Linked DNA regions of Homo sapiens: region 2 is linked to region 1. A link is a contact called in ENCODE Hi-C or POLR2A ChIA-PET data. All regions are on one chromosome and are shown on one strand. The core of a region is the stretch at or near the end of the contact, and the rest is flanking DNA. Distances in the headings are between cores, read along the strand shown. Region 1 overlaps TSPAN8 (tetraspanin 8). Region 2 has its middle 30 kb from the start of TSPAN8.

Region 1 (6,702 bases), core at 1,328-3,827:
TTGCTGTAGTTTTAGGCATTTCCAAGAGGAATAAAAAATGAAGTAACTCTTTTTTTAAAAAAGCTTCTAAACTATGGGGAACAGCTTAATTCAGGAATTTCTTTTGAAGTGAAAAAGCACAGCTGAAAATCTGGGGCATAATTTCCATCTCAAGTAGCTCTCCCAAGAATGAGGGACCCCAAAATTTGCTCTAATTGGCTCTACAGTTGGTGACTTGCATGCTGTATCTTTGACGTAGAAATGATAGACAGGACCTGTGTGCATTACCAATAGAAAGTTTCCTCCCCCACCAGCCCCTTTTGAAGGGAGGATGGAGGAAGGCAAAGTGACATTTATGCTGAGTCAACTTAAATGCTTCTACTGTGTTGAGACTTTCTGCTTACTAACACTTTCCTGGAAATGTAATTCAAATGAGAACTGCTAACCAATCTTTCTTCCTTCTTAAAAAGGTTGACACCAATTCTCTGCAAAAGTAATAATTTCCATTCAAAATGTGCTACAATTGAAGACTGAAATTTAGTCTTTTTGTCTTGATCCTGAGCCTTAAGTCTGTGGGACAAGTATCAAGAAAGAATTTTTTTAATGGGGAAAAAATAATGGGATAAGACAACTATCATCTTTCACTGCTACATCCTTGAAATAGAAGCCGTCAATTTATCAGCAGACTAGATAGTTAATATCACACTTTCTTGTATTTCATTGTCCCTGAAAAGAACATTTATGATTGTTCAAAAAAAAGCACATAATTAAAAGAGATTTGTCATTTTATAATGTACGCCAAGACTCATGATAAATTTGCTAAGAGGTATGCAGCAGTCTAAAAAAATGTAAAATTATCATTTTTCTTTTAACTGCTTTATTTCTAGGACCTCCTGTTGGGATAACTTTTATCCTACAAAGTGATGGCTCTCAGTGTGTAGCACTTTTTTTTTTTTAATTAAAGCAAGGAAAGTGCTGATCATCTTTTGTGCTTGTAAGTTGTTATAGTCAAATGAGGAGAGTATGATAGTCTGGCTGTTTTAAGCTAGAGTAATGAGAATTCCAAAAATGTCTATAGATAAATTTTTCTTGCAGAATAAGGTATTCTGCACAATCTTTAGCATCCAATGTGAGAAGAATCCCTTAGGTATATAGTCTTAACATAGCTTTGAAAACAAATATTGGCCCACCTCACTAAAACCTATGCCTAAACATACTAACATAAGGTCTAAATATGGGGCGGTCTTTTTTTATATGATATTTTTCTGTGGAGATAATCTGAACATATTTTCTGCAGGAAGACATTTGCTTCTGTTTTCTTAAAAGTATTTTTTAGAGGAGATTTTCTGTTTCTGTATCTTTGTGTTTTTTTGAATTTGAACTTTGGAAACAAAGAAGGGAGATAGGCCTAAGTCATAGGGCAATAGGAAACTTGTACTAATGACTGTAAGATGAGCTATAAAATGCTTTGTTTTTGGATACATAATTTATAGACTGGGTGTCAGAAGACTTTTCCAATCTACTTTTTGAATAAAGGAAGATGGAATATAAAATGATTTGTTTCCCTTAAAAAGAGGGAGGGCAGGTTATAGACTGAGGAACTGAACAATTTTAAAAAGTTCAAACAATTATTTGAACCAACTATTTACCATATCTGCAGAGAGTCTAGAAATCACAATTAATTTGACTTCTCGAATTCAAAAACGGTTCTGTTTTATGATAGTAACGCAAAAACTTCATACCTATAAATTACTGTATAGAATGTTTGTATTAAGCTATTTTTCTCTGAATATGTCTTTAGAAGAACAAATAAAATATTTAAACATGTAATTAATACATGGAATATAACAATTTCATAAAATACTGAAATACATTAATCTTTTTGTAATCTTATTTTCCACTAGATGTATTTAAATTCTTGAAAATGCCTTTGACTATGACACAAAGGATTTCATCAACCTCCCCAATCAAGTATGTCCTTACTTTTTCTGGTTTTGCTAACTGAGGAGCATCTGTGATTTGAGCTAGTGATAGTCAATTGTCAGAACTTGAGTCTAACATGAAATATAACTCTTATATTAAATATCTCATTTAAAGCATGCTCTCTCATTCACTTAAATCATTCATGTAAAATCACTCTTGATTCATTTAAATCATTCATTTCTTACTCATCTTCATGGCCATTAGTCCTTATTTCTAAATTAGCATAAACCCAGAATACAAAGCAGAGAAATAAAATACATCTTACAAAATGCAGAATCAAGAGAAATAGACCTAATCCATAGCACCATTTGACTCTGAACATATATCAGACCTAAAGAAAGACAGCCATAACCTACCAACAAAGAATGCTTCATATTTATACCTATTCATCTGGACTACAAGAAAGTAATAACCCACAGTTTAATTTGCTGCTAATAGTCCCTAACCTTTCTCTAATAGCTGCCTGGGAAATTCCACCAGCAAACTAAATAACCACTTAGGACACTAAATTGCTTCATTCCCAGTTAAAATTTCTTTCTGGCAGTGATGTGGCACGAGTAAGAGGTAGAAAATTACCAGAAAGCCCAAGGAGTACCTTGCACAGCATTCCATGAGTGTGAAGCACAAGGCACTCAGCTGAGCTAACCAGCTCTCACAGGCATTAACCAGGGAGACACTTCACATTCTTGCTAATGCCCTGGAATAGGATTGTGAGTGAATTTGATCTACTTGATATTAAAATTACCCAAGATCTGGGATGATTCCAAAATGCTTCTCTGAAGCAGTTTTAATTCATTTTCTTGGCAAAGATTTTTAGGCCATGTGAAAAGTATCTTTCAGGTTTTTTTTTTTTTTAAAAAAAAAACATGCCAAGAAAGTTCATCAAGACAAAAATCCTATGTGGGATATTTTTCCAACATCAATAATTAAAGTGATGAAAGTAATACATAAGCCTCAATTTTCCTTGAAAATTTCTCCAAGTGAGTCAATAGTACTTAAGCTGAGGAAATCAGAGACAATTACCTCTACTTTTTAGAACTTCTTGGATTTCTCTAGAATGTAATAAGTAACAAAGAAAGAGCTCCTCACACTCTTGAGTTCAGTTTTTATTTTCTGTTTCAAAATCAAGATGAGAAATAAGAAATTGTAAAGGTCGTATTTTGCTTTGTTTGGTGCTTTTTCTTCTAACTTTGGAAAACTGTAACCCCTGTGCTAGTTTTCAGTGGGAAAAATATACCTGGCACTAAGAACTATGTGAAAATTAATTCTATCTTTTTCCCGGTAGAGAGGTCATTCAGAAGCAAGAATCTCAACCCTGCTCACTTCATAAGACTGGAATCTCCCCCTCAGACTCAGGCTGATCGAGGGAGATGATGGGCCTTTAGCATCCAGTGCTTTTCTAAAGCATCTGCGTTTTTTATGGTTGTTGTGGTTTTTTTTTTTCTGTTTGTTTGTTCACCATCAATATTTCTTGAAATTAATGAACAAGCAAGGGAATAAAAGAGTCAATAATACAAGATTATACTGTACCTCAATAACTGCCAGTCCAAATGATATTCCAATAACTATAATCAAATTTTTTGCCAAGAAGTCTTTTATGAAAGAAATACAGGTCTGTTAAAAAAAAAAAACATTAAAAGTTACCTCTCAGAAAAATTCGACCTTATATTAATCAAAATTTTTATTAATCTGGTTGACTTTTTACATTGCTATCAAGAAACACACTTAACGACAAGGAACTGGGTTATTCCTTCCACTCCCTGCTTCACCTTTGCTCCAAAAGGTTGTAACTGTTGTGGTTTGTTTATACATTGAAAAGCAATTGAGGAACAAAATTTTGCTTGACTGCCTAATTGTTGAATCTAGGGATTAATAATTACAAATAATAATTTTTCACCAACATATCCTCAAATGACAGATTTTATAATTTATACTATAAATTTTATAGCTGATAAAGCTATATATTTTACAACATAAAAGTATAAATCATAATTTTATCTTAACTTTATTCATTTTAGAGCTGATACCACCTTGACTAAGGATTTTTTAGGTTTGTAATCTAAAACAGAAAGGTTTCTGGTTGAGATTTTAGATAATAATATTGTAAATTTTCATTTTTAAAACAAGGTATTTTCTTTTTTTCTTTCTTTCTTTTTTTTTTTTTTTCTTTGAGACAGGGTCTCCCTCCAGCGCTGAAGCTGGAGTGCAGAGGCGCAATCTTGGCTCACTGCAGCCTTGACTTCCTGGGCTCAAGTGATCCTCCCACCTAATCCTCCCAAGTAGCTGAGACTGCAGGCATGTGCCACCATGCCTGGCTAATTTTTGTTGTGTTTTGTAAAGACATGGTTTTGCCATATTGCCCAGGCTTGTCTTGAACTCCCGGGCTCAAGCAATCCACCGGCCTCAGCCTCTGAAAATGCTGGGATAACAGGCTTGAAGTCACTGCTGCCGGAAAAAACAACATATTTTCAAAATCCCTTAATATTTATCAGGGTTATTTTTATCTTAAAAAGAAAAAACTTACTATGTCTACCACTATGCCATTACTTTAGATAAAAAAGAGAAATTAGGAAGTTGCCTCTCTGCTACATTTTTGAAATGTATACAATCCAGGATGCATTTTCATGCTTAAAACATTTTGGACTAGACCTAATAACTTCAAGAATTGTAAATTATGTGAAGAATTTTTTAAATGGAAAAAGACTACACAGTATAATTGTGTTATTTTTGTACTGCCCTGAAATATATTATCCCTTTGATGGTCATATATGTGCAAAGGGCTAACAAAGTATTGCTATTTGTTAAATAAAATAAAATTTCTCCAGAAGGCTAAGTCATCTTTCCCCTTCATTCCTGAATGTATTGAGTTTCTTCATTCACATTTAACCCAACGTGGTAAACATTCAAGGAAATTATTATGTCATTTAGGTTAACAATGAGATTAATGATTATATCTACTGAGTCACATTCATTATGTTTCAGGGGTTTTTCTCTTCCTCTTTGCCTAAGATAATGAGGGTATCTTGGCAAAAGGAAGAGGAAAAAAAAGAAATGTGAATTATGGCCATTCCATATTTTTTATTTTACCAGACTTCTTGCAAATGACACATGGCAGATGGAAGTATTTTATGAATTTACAACCTTCCTTTTGGGAAACTGGTGTAGCTATCAGCCTATATTCAGCTGAATTATGTGTGAACTTACAGAAACTATCTAATAGTTTTTTTAGAATAATTCCAGGGGCTTTTCAGAATCTGTCTTGAGGAAAAACATCTTTCAGTTGAATTTGAACAGGAGACAAATAGCAATCTGCAATTGAATTTACTTATTTCCTCATTATCCTAAGTGGAAACTATTTTTATTTACTCTATATTTATTTCCCCTTTTCCTTGTAAATACTGTGTCACTAACATTAGGTAGGGAGGAGGGGAGCAGGGAGAATATAAAAAGTAAGAATCAAACTTTTTTTAGTAATATTACTTTGACAATGAAAAACGCAATATAACCTGTAGTCTGGTAGATTATTTATTGAGTTACTTTAAATCTTAGCGACATACTTTAAGTATTAATGACAGCAATTCCCCTTCAGGGCAGAGCCTCTTTAATTTTGATAAGATCAGTGAAAAAGATCAGTAGTCAAGGAAAGGGTAGTTTCCCCTGAGATACTTTCTATTTCCTTTTATAAATTATTTTCAGTAGCAGTTACTAAACCAAAACATTTCTAGATTGAAAAGAATCTTCGGGTATTATAGATATTAATATTAATTCATTGTGATTTATAGTGGTTTTTAATGTATCTGCCTCTCAACTAGATTGTAATCTCCTAGAGGATCCAGAAGCATGTCTGATCCTAGCAAGGGTCTGTCTGACATGTAGTAGGCACTGAAGAATAACAGTAAATAAATGAAATACTAATATCAATTGTAATTTTTGTACACATTTCTTCTAAGCAGAACGAACAACTTATGAAGGGACAGATGTCATGTTCTTCATGAAGCCATATCCTGAACCCCACAGACTAAGTGAGATGGGGTCCCATAACACCTTGCACCCATCTCTATCCAAGAGATACTAGTAGACCATTGGATTGAAGTTGCCTAACTATCTTTCTCTCTTCCTTACTTGAGCATCAGCTCCATGAGCGCAGACATTGTGCTCTGTTCAGGAATGAATTCCCGGTGACTGGTAGAAAGCTTGGCGCATAGGAGGTGGTCAGTAAGTATTTGATGAACTGATCAATAAGAAGAACTAGGACATCCATGTATTGACATTCACAAGTCACATAAATATGACATCTACAACACATAAAAGATTAACCTATCTTTTTCAATTGACATTAAATGTTCAAGGTAACTTCTCAATTGCAGCAATAACTAGGTAAATTGGTAGCTGTCAGTAACATAGAGAACCTAAACCCTTAAATGTATTTGGGAAGGACTTGGAGTCCTTTCTTTAAATTTTGGGAAAGAAGAAACCTCATTTCTTGAGAAAAGGAAATTTGATTAGAAAACAAAAAACATTGAAAATTGTAGTGAAAATATTGTTTTCTAGAACTTATGTTAAAGTAGGAAAAAATAAAAGAGAATAATGATTAAGATGACCAAAGAGAGGATAAAATAAACTTTTATGTTAGTTTGTACTTTGCCTCCCATTGCAGTAGAATGTTTCTTTGACCTATTAATATTGGGCTTAAATGATGCCAGACTCATAGAAGAAATGAAGTCTATCTGCTTTTATCTT
Region 2 (6,702 bases), core at 1,347-3,846, 59 kb after region 1:
CTCATGCCTATAATTCCTGCACTTTAGGACACCAAAGTGGGGGCATCACTCAAGCCTAAGAGTTCAAGACCAGCCTGAGCAACATAGTAAGACCCTGTTTCTACAAAATTAAAAAAAAAAATTATCCAGGCATGGTGATGCATGCCTGTAGCCCCAGCTACGTCTACTCAGGAGGCTGAGGAAGGAGGATTGCGTGAGCCCAGGAGGTCAAAGCTGAAGTGCACCAGCACCAGCCTGGGCCACAGAGTGAGATCACAGAATGAAACCCTGTTTCACACACACACACACACACACACACAAAAGAGAGTGATAGAGGGAGAAAGAAAAGAAAAGAGAAAAGAAAAAAAAAAGAAAAGAAAATTAGAGAATCAAAGGTGTCCAATATTCAAATAGTAGAAGTTTCAGAAAGAATAAATAGAGAAAATGGAGAAAAGGAAAGCATTAAAGAACAAATCCAAGAACAATTCCTACATTGAAAGCATACACTGATTGCCCAGAACAACAGATAAAAATGTACCCACATCAAGGCAGATCCTGAGAAGTTTCAGAACACTTGTATGAATATTTAAAACATAAGTAAAGTCACATAAAATAGAGCGGCCTTAGATTTTATTTCAGCTTTATTGAAGTGTATTTAACAAATAAAAATTGTATGTATTTAAGATGTACAACATGATGTTTTGATATATGTATACATTGTCAAATGATTACCACAATCAAGCAAATTAACACATCTCCCTTTTCACATAGTTATAATTTTTATGTGTGGTAACAATACTTAAGATCAATTTTCTTAGCAAATTTCAAGTATGCAATACAGTAGTATTATTAACTATAGTCATCATGCTATACAGTAGATCTTCAGAATATATTTATCCTGCATAACTAAATCTTCGTACCCTTTGACATCTCCCTATTTTACCTGCTCACCCACCTGTCCCTGGAAATCACAATTCTACTCTGCTTCTATGGGTTCAACTTTTTAAGATTCCACATATAAGTAAGATCCTGCAGTGTCTTTCTGTGTCTGGCTTATTTCACTTAGCATTATATCCTCCAGGTTTATTCATGCTATCTCAAATGACAGAATTTCCTTTTTTAAAGGCTGAATGATATTCCACTAAATAAAGTTCCATAGATATAATCTCACATTTTCTTTATTCATTCATCCAGCAACAGACACTTAGGTTGTTTTCATATCTTGATTATTGTGACTAATGCAGCAATGAACATGGAAGTTCAAAAAACTCTTTGACATATTGATTTCCTTTGCTCTGGATATATACCCAGAAGTGGGATTGCTGGATCTATTTTTCAAATTTTGAGGAACTTCCATACTATTTTTCATACTGGCTGTACTAATCATTCCCACCAATGTATAAAAGGGTTCTCTTTTCTTCACACCTTCACCAAAACTGATTTTTGTCCTTTTAATAATAGCCATTCTAACAGTAGTAAGATGATAACTCATTGTGGTTTTGATATGTTTTCCTGATGATTAATTATATTGAGCACTTTTTCATATATCTATTGGCCATTTGCATGTCTTCTTTGGAAAAATATCTTTTCAGATTCTTTCCCCACTTTTAGTTTTTTTTTGAGACAAGGTCTCACTCTATTTCCCAGGCTGGAGTGCAGTGGTGTGATCATAGCTTACTGCAGCCTCAAACTCCTGGCTCAAGGGATCCTCCTGCCTCAGCCTCCCATGTAGCTGGGATTACAAGTACGTGCCACCACACCACACCTGGCTAATTTTTTTTTTTTTAATAGAAAAGATCTTGTTATGTTGCCCAGGCTGGTCTTGAACTCCTGGACTCAAGCGATCCTCCCACCTTGGCCTCCCAAAGTGCTGGGATTACAGGCCTGAGCTGCTATGCCCAGCCCACTTTTTAATTAGATTATGTATTTTTTGCTCTTGAGTTATTTGAGTTCCTCATGTACTTTGGATATTAATCCTTCATTAGGTGTACAGTTTGGAAATATTTTCTCCCATTCCATAGGTTGATTTTTTTCCTTTTCTGTGCAGAAACTTTTCAGTCTGATGCAGTTTCATTTGTCTGTTTTTGCTTTTTTTTTTTGCCTGTGCTTTTGCTGTCACATACAAAGCATCATTGCTCAGAACAATGACAAGAAGCTTTATCCTTATGTTTTATTCTTAGTGTTTTACAGTTTCAGGTCTTACATTTAACTATTTAATCAATTTTGATATATTCAGGAGAGAGAAGATGGCAGATAGGAGGCAGGACTAACTTGCAGCTCCTGCTCAGACAGAGCAGTATGTGGGGACTTGCATCATGAACTTGCTCCAGAACTACTGCAGAAATATATCAGGGAAGCCAAGAAAACCCACAGGCCCTCTGAAGGAAGTGGATTGCTCCTGCAGGACCTGGGAGACAGCCCAAATTCTGTGAGTGCCCAAGCTGTGACAGTGAGAAAGGGGGATCATCCGCACCTGAACACACACTCTTACTGGGGAACCTGGAGGTATAGATCACAGGAGAAGGATTTGACCTTACCTGGAGCTGAGTCAATTTAGAGAGCCAAGTGAAATACGGGGTAGAGAAAGCAGCAGGAGAAGCCCTGTGGGCTCTCCAGGTCCCCAGGGAAACCATTTCTGATTTGTCTCACGTGAGTACTTGGGCAGGGCTGCCAGAGGAACTGGGAAAAGACCACAGGGAGAAGGAAACCTTCAGCTGAACTTTGTAACAATTCCAACTGAATACGAAGTCTCCTGGCCAGAACTTGAGGGAGGGCATGAATCCAGTGTACAGACTCAACAGGCCAGGAGGCACAGAAGTTCTGCTTGCTTTCTCAGCTGGTAGGCGGGTAGCCTGGGGCAAGTTCTCAGCCCTGCTCACCCACTGCCTGGAAACAAACTTGGTGCTGTTGTGGGGGGCACAGTGGGATTGAAAATAGCCTTTTTGGCTGTGTGGGAGCTGGATGAGGCCTGTAACTGCCAGCTTTCCTTAACTTCCCTCACAACCTACATGACACAACAGAGGCAGCCATAATCCTCCTGGAAACATAACTTCATTGAACCTGGAAACCACACCCCCATCTCCCACAGCAGCCACAGCAAGCCCCACCCAAGAAGAATCTGAGCTCAGACACACCTAGCACTGCCCCCACCTGATGATCCTTCCCCACCCACCCGGGACAAAGGGCTGAGGACAAAGAGCATAGTCTCTTGGGAGTTCTAGGGCCCCACGCACTGCCTGATCCCCCCTATACTACCACAGCTGATGCTCTCTTAAAAGCCCCACCTCCTGGTAGAGGACGACCAGCACAAAAATAGTGTATTAAACAACCAAAACTAAGGACCTCACAGAGTCTACTTCACTCCCCTGCCACCTCCACTGGAGCAGAAGCTGATACACATGGCTGAGAGACCTGAAGATGGTTCACATCATAGGACTCTGCAGACAGCCACCAGTGCCAGCCCAGAGCCTGGTAGCCCTGCTGGGTGGCCAGATTCAGAACAGAAATAACAATCACTACAGTATAGCTCTCAGGAAGCCACACCCCTAGGAAAAAGGGAAGAATACTACATTGGGGGGATACAAATGAGACAAAAGAATCTGAATAGCAGCCTTGAGCCCCAGATCTTCCCTCTGACATAGCCTACACAAATAAGAAGGAACCAGAAAAACAATTCTGGTGATATGATAAAACAAGGTTATTTAACACCCCCCAAAAATCACACTAGCTCAAGAGCAATGGATCCAAACTAAGAAGACATCCCTGATTTACCTAAAAAAGAATTCAGAAGGTCGATTATTAAGCTAATCAAGGAGACACCAGAGAAAGGTAAAGTCCAATTTAAGGAAATAAAAAAAAAAAGATACAAGATATGAGAGACGAAATCTTCAGTGAAACAGATAGCATAAATTAAAAAAATCATAACTTCAGGAAATAAGGAACACACTTAGAGAAATGCAAAATGTACTGGAAAGTCTCAGCAATAGAATCGAACAAGAAGAGGAAAGAACTTCACAGCTCGAAAACAAGGCTTTTGAATTGACCTAATCCAACAAAGACAAAGAAAAAATAATTTAAAAAAAAATGAACAAAGCCTCCAAGAAGTTTGGGATTATGTTAAATGACCAAACCTAAGAATAATTGGTGTTTCTGAGGAAGAAGAGAAATCCGAAAGCTTGGAAAACATATTTGGGGGAATAATCAAGGAAAACTTCCCTAGCCTTGCTAGCAACCTAGACATCCAAATACAAGAAGCTCAAAGAACACCCAGGAAATCCATCACAAAAAGACCATCACCTAGGCACATTGTCTTCAGGTTATATCTAAAGTCAAGATGAAGGAAAGAATCTCAAGAGCTGTGAGGCAAAACTACCAGGTAACCTAAAAGGAAAACTTACCAGATTAACAGCAGATTTCTCAGCAGAAACCCTACAATCAAGAGGGGATTGAGGGGGGTCTATCTTCAGCCTCTTTAAACAAAACAATTATCAGCCAAGAATTCTGTATCCAGGGAAATAAGCTCCATAAATGAAGGAAAGATACAGTCTTCTTTCCTTTAAACAAATGCTGAGAGAATTTGCCACTACCAACCCAGCACAATAAGCACTGCTAAAAAGGAGTTCTAAATCTTGAAACAAATCCTGGAAACACTTCAAAACAAAACCTCTTTAAAGAATAAATCTCACAGAACCTATAAAACAAAAATGTAATTTTAAAAACAGTCATACAGGCAAAAAATCATATGCATGAATGGAATAGTACTTCACATCTCAATACTAATGTGGAAGGTAAGTGGCGTTAATGCTCCACTTAAAAGATACAGAATTGCAGAATGGGTAAGAATTCATCCAACAAGTATCTGCTGCATTCAAGAGACTCACCTAACATAAGGATTCACATAAACTGAAGGTAAAGGGGTAGAAAAGGAGATTCCATGCAAATGGACACCAGAAGCAAGCACTCCGGAGTAGCTATTCTTATGTCAGAAAAATCAAACTTTAAAGCAATAGCAGTTCAAACAGACAAAGAGGGACATTACATAATGATAAAAGGCCTTGTCAAACAGGAAAATATCACAATCCTAAATAGATATGCACCTAACACTGGAGCTCCAAAATTTATAAAACAATTACTACTAGACCTAAGAAATGAGATAAACAGCAACACAATAATAGTGGGGCACTTCAATACTCCACTGACAGCACTAGACAGGTCATCAAGACAGAAAGTCAACAACAACAACAACAAAAAACAATGAATTTAAACTATACCCTAAAACAAGTGGACTCAACAGATATTTACAGAATATTCTACCCAACAACTGCAGAATATGCATTCTATTCATCAGCACATGGAACCTTCTCCAAGATGGACCATATGATAGGCCACAAAACAAGTGTCAATACATTTAAGAAAATTGAAATTATATCAAGTGCTTGCTCAGGCCACAGTGGAATAAAATTGGAAACCAACTCCAAAAGGAACCTTCAAAACCACACAAACAAATGAAAATCAAATAACCTCCTCCTGAATGATCATTGGGTCAACAATGAAATCAAGATGGAAATTTAAAAATCCTTTGAACTGAACAATAACACAACCTATCAAAACCTCTGGGATATGGCAAAGGTGGTGATAACAGGAAAGTTCATAGCCTTAAATGCCTTTACCAAACAGTCTGAAAGAGCACAAATGGACAATCTAATGTCACACCTCAAGGAACTAGAAAACAAGAACGAAACAAATCCAAACCCAGCAGAAGAAAGGAAATAACCAAGATCAGAGTATAACTAAATGAAATTGAAACAAAAAAGATACAAAAGATAAATGAAACAAAAAGCTGGTTCCCAGTACAGATGGATGTGGCTCCTCCCAGGTTCCTTGGTAAATGGGGCTGGATTTAGTACCATGGCCATATGCAGCTGGAGCTAGTCCATAATAAGTTGGTGTCACTTTTGGTCTGTAGCCAGGACTATGTTCATGAAGTCTGCCACTGTGGTCCAGGTCTGCCTTCTCAAAGTGGCTCTCCTTGGTCTTGGGCTTAACTTGGGTTTTGCAACCTCACACCTGAATCTCAAAGTTCTCACAATGGCATATTTGTCCATGAATGGCTTCCAGGTAACTGGGTGGAAGAACATGAGCTGGGAACCTCCTATTTTGCCATCTTGCTGACCTGAATTTCTTAACAACACTGTAACAATGACATTCAAAATTCTATAGGAAAGTGCCCTCCCACTCAGAATTCAATATACAACCACACTACAATTAAGTGTGATGATAGATTGTACATGGTGATATAGACCACACATGACAATGATAGACATACAAGGAGTCAAAATATTTACACACATACACTGTCTTTGCAGCCTTTCATGAGAAATTACTGAAAGGGATATTCTGCCAAATGAGGGTGTAGTAACAGGAAGCAAATCATAACTCACTTGCTTTTGAATCCCCTACTTCTCTTCCTTCCTGGTCTCGTCACAGGTCTTTCTTGGTCTATACTTTATACTTTTATTGTTGACATCCTTCCTGAATACTTTAGGGTTTGAATACAAGTGTGGTGTGAGTTCACATGCCAGGAACTATTTATATATTATCTTATCATATCTGACAACACCATCATGAGTTATACATTATTATCCCCGTTTTACGGAAAAGGAGATTGAGATTCAGAGGGGCTAAGGGACATGCCCTTCTTTGAATGGCTTGACACTGCCAGGC

What was found. Hi-C counts contacts between places; a loop is a spot of excess contacts on that map. ChIA-PET counts read pairs that join two places held with the same protein, here RNA polymerase II (POLR2A).
Region 2: a loop to region 1 is called in a map of HepG2, with 2.6 times the contacts of the local background. The contact joins two enhancer-like sites. A Hi-C loop is called at or near these places in 2 of 168 maps with a recorded cell type or tissue (A673 and HepG2). POLR2A ChIA-PET finds 5 or more read pairs at or near these places in 1 of 52 experiments (Panc1).

The regions. Positions count from the first base shown.
Region 1 is chr12:71,125,839-71,132,540 of GRCh38, forward strand. It overlaps TSPAN8 (tetraspanin 8), which reads right to left. Exons shown (of 9, transcript NM_004616.3): 8 at 3,493-3,576. Among named protein-coding and RNA genes, the nearest start is that of TSPAN8, 29 kb to the right of the region's middle. Within about 2 kb of position 2,578, at least 2 of the 41 ENCODE cell types and tissues checked have a DNase peak (open chromatin) inside an H3K27ac peak, as active enhancers do; they include A673, where a contact is called at or near this core.
Region 2 is chr12:71,184,460-71,191,161 of GRCh38, forward strand. No RefSeq gene overlaps it. Among named protein-coding and RNA genes, the nearest start is that of TSPAN8, 30 kb to the left of the region's middle. Within about 2 kb of position 2,597, at least 2 of the 41 ENCODE cell types and tissues checked have a DNase peak (open chromatin) inside an H3K27ac peak, as active enhancers do; they include A673, where a contact is called at or near this core.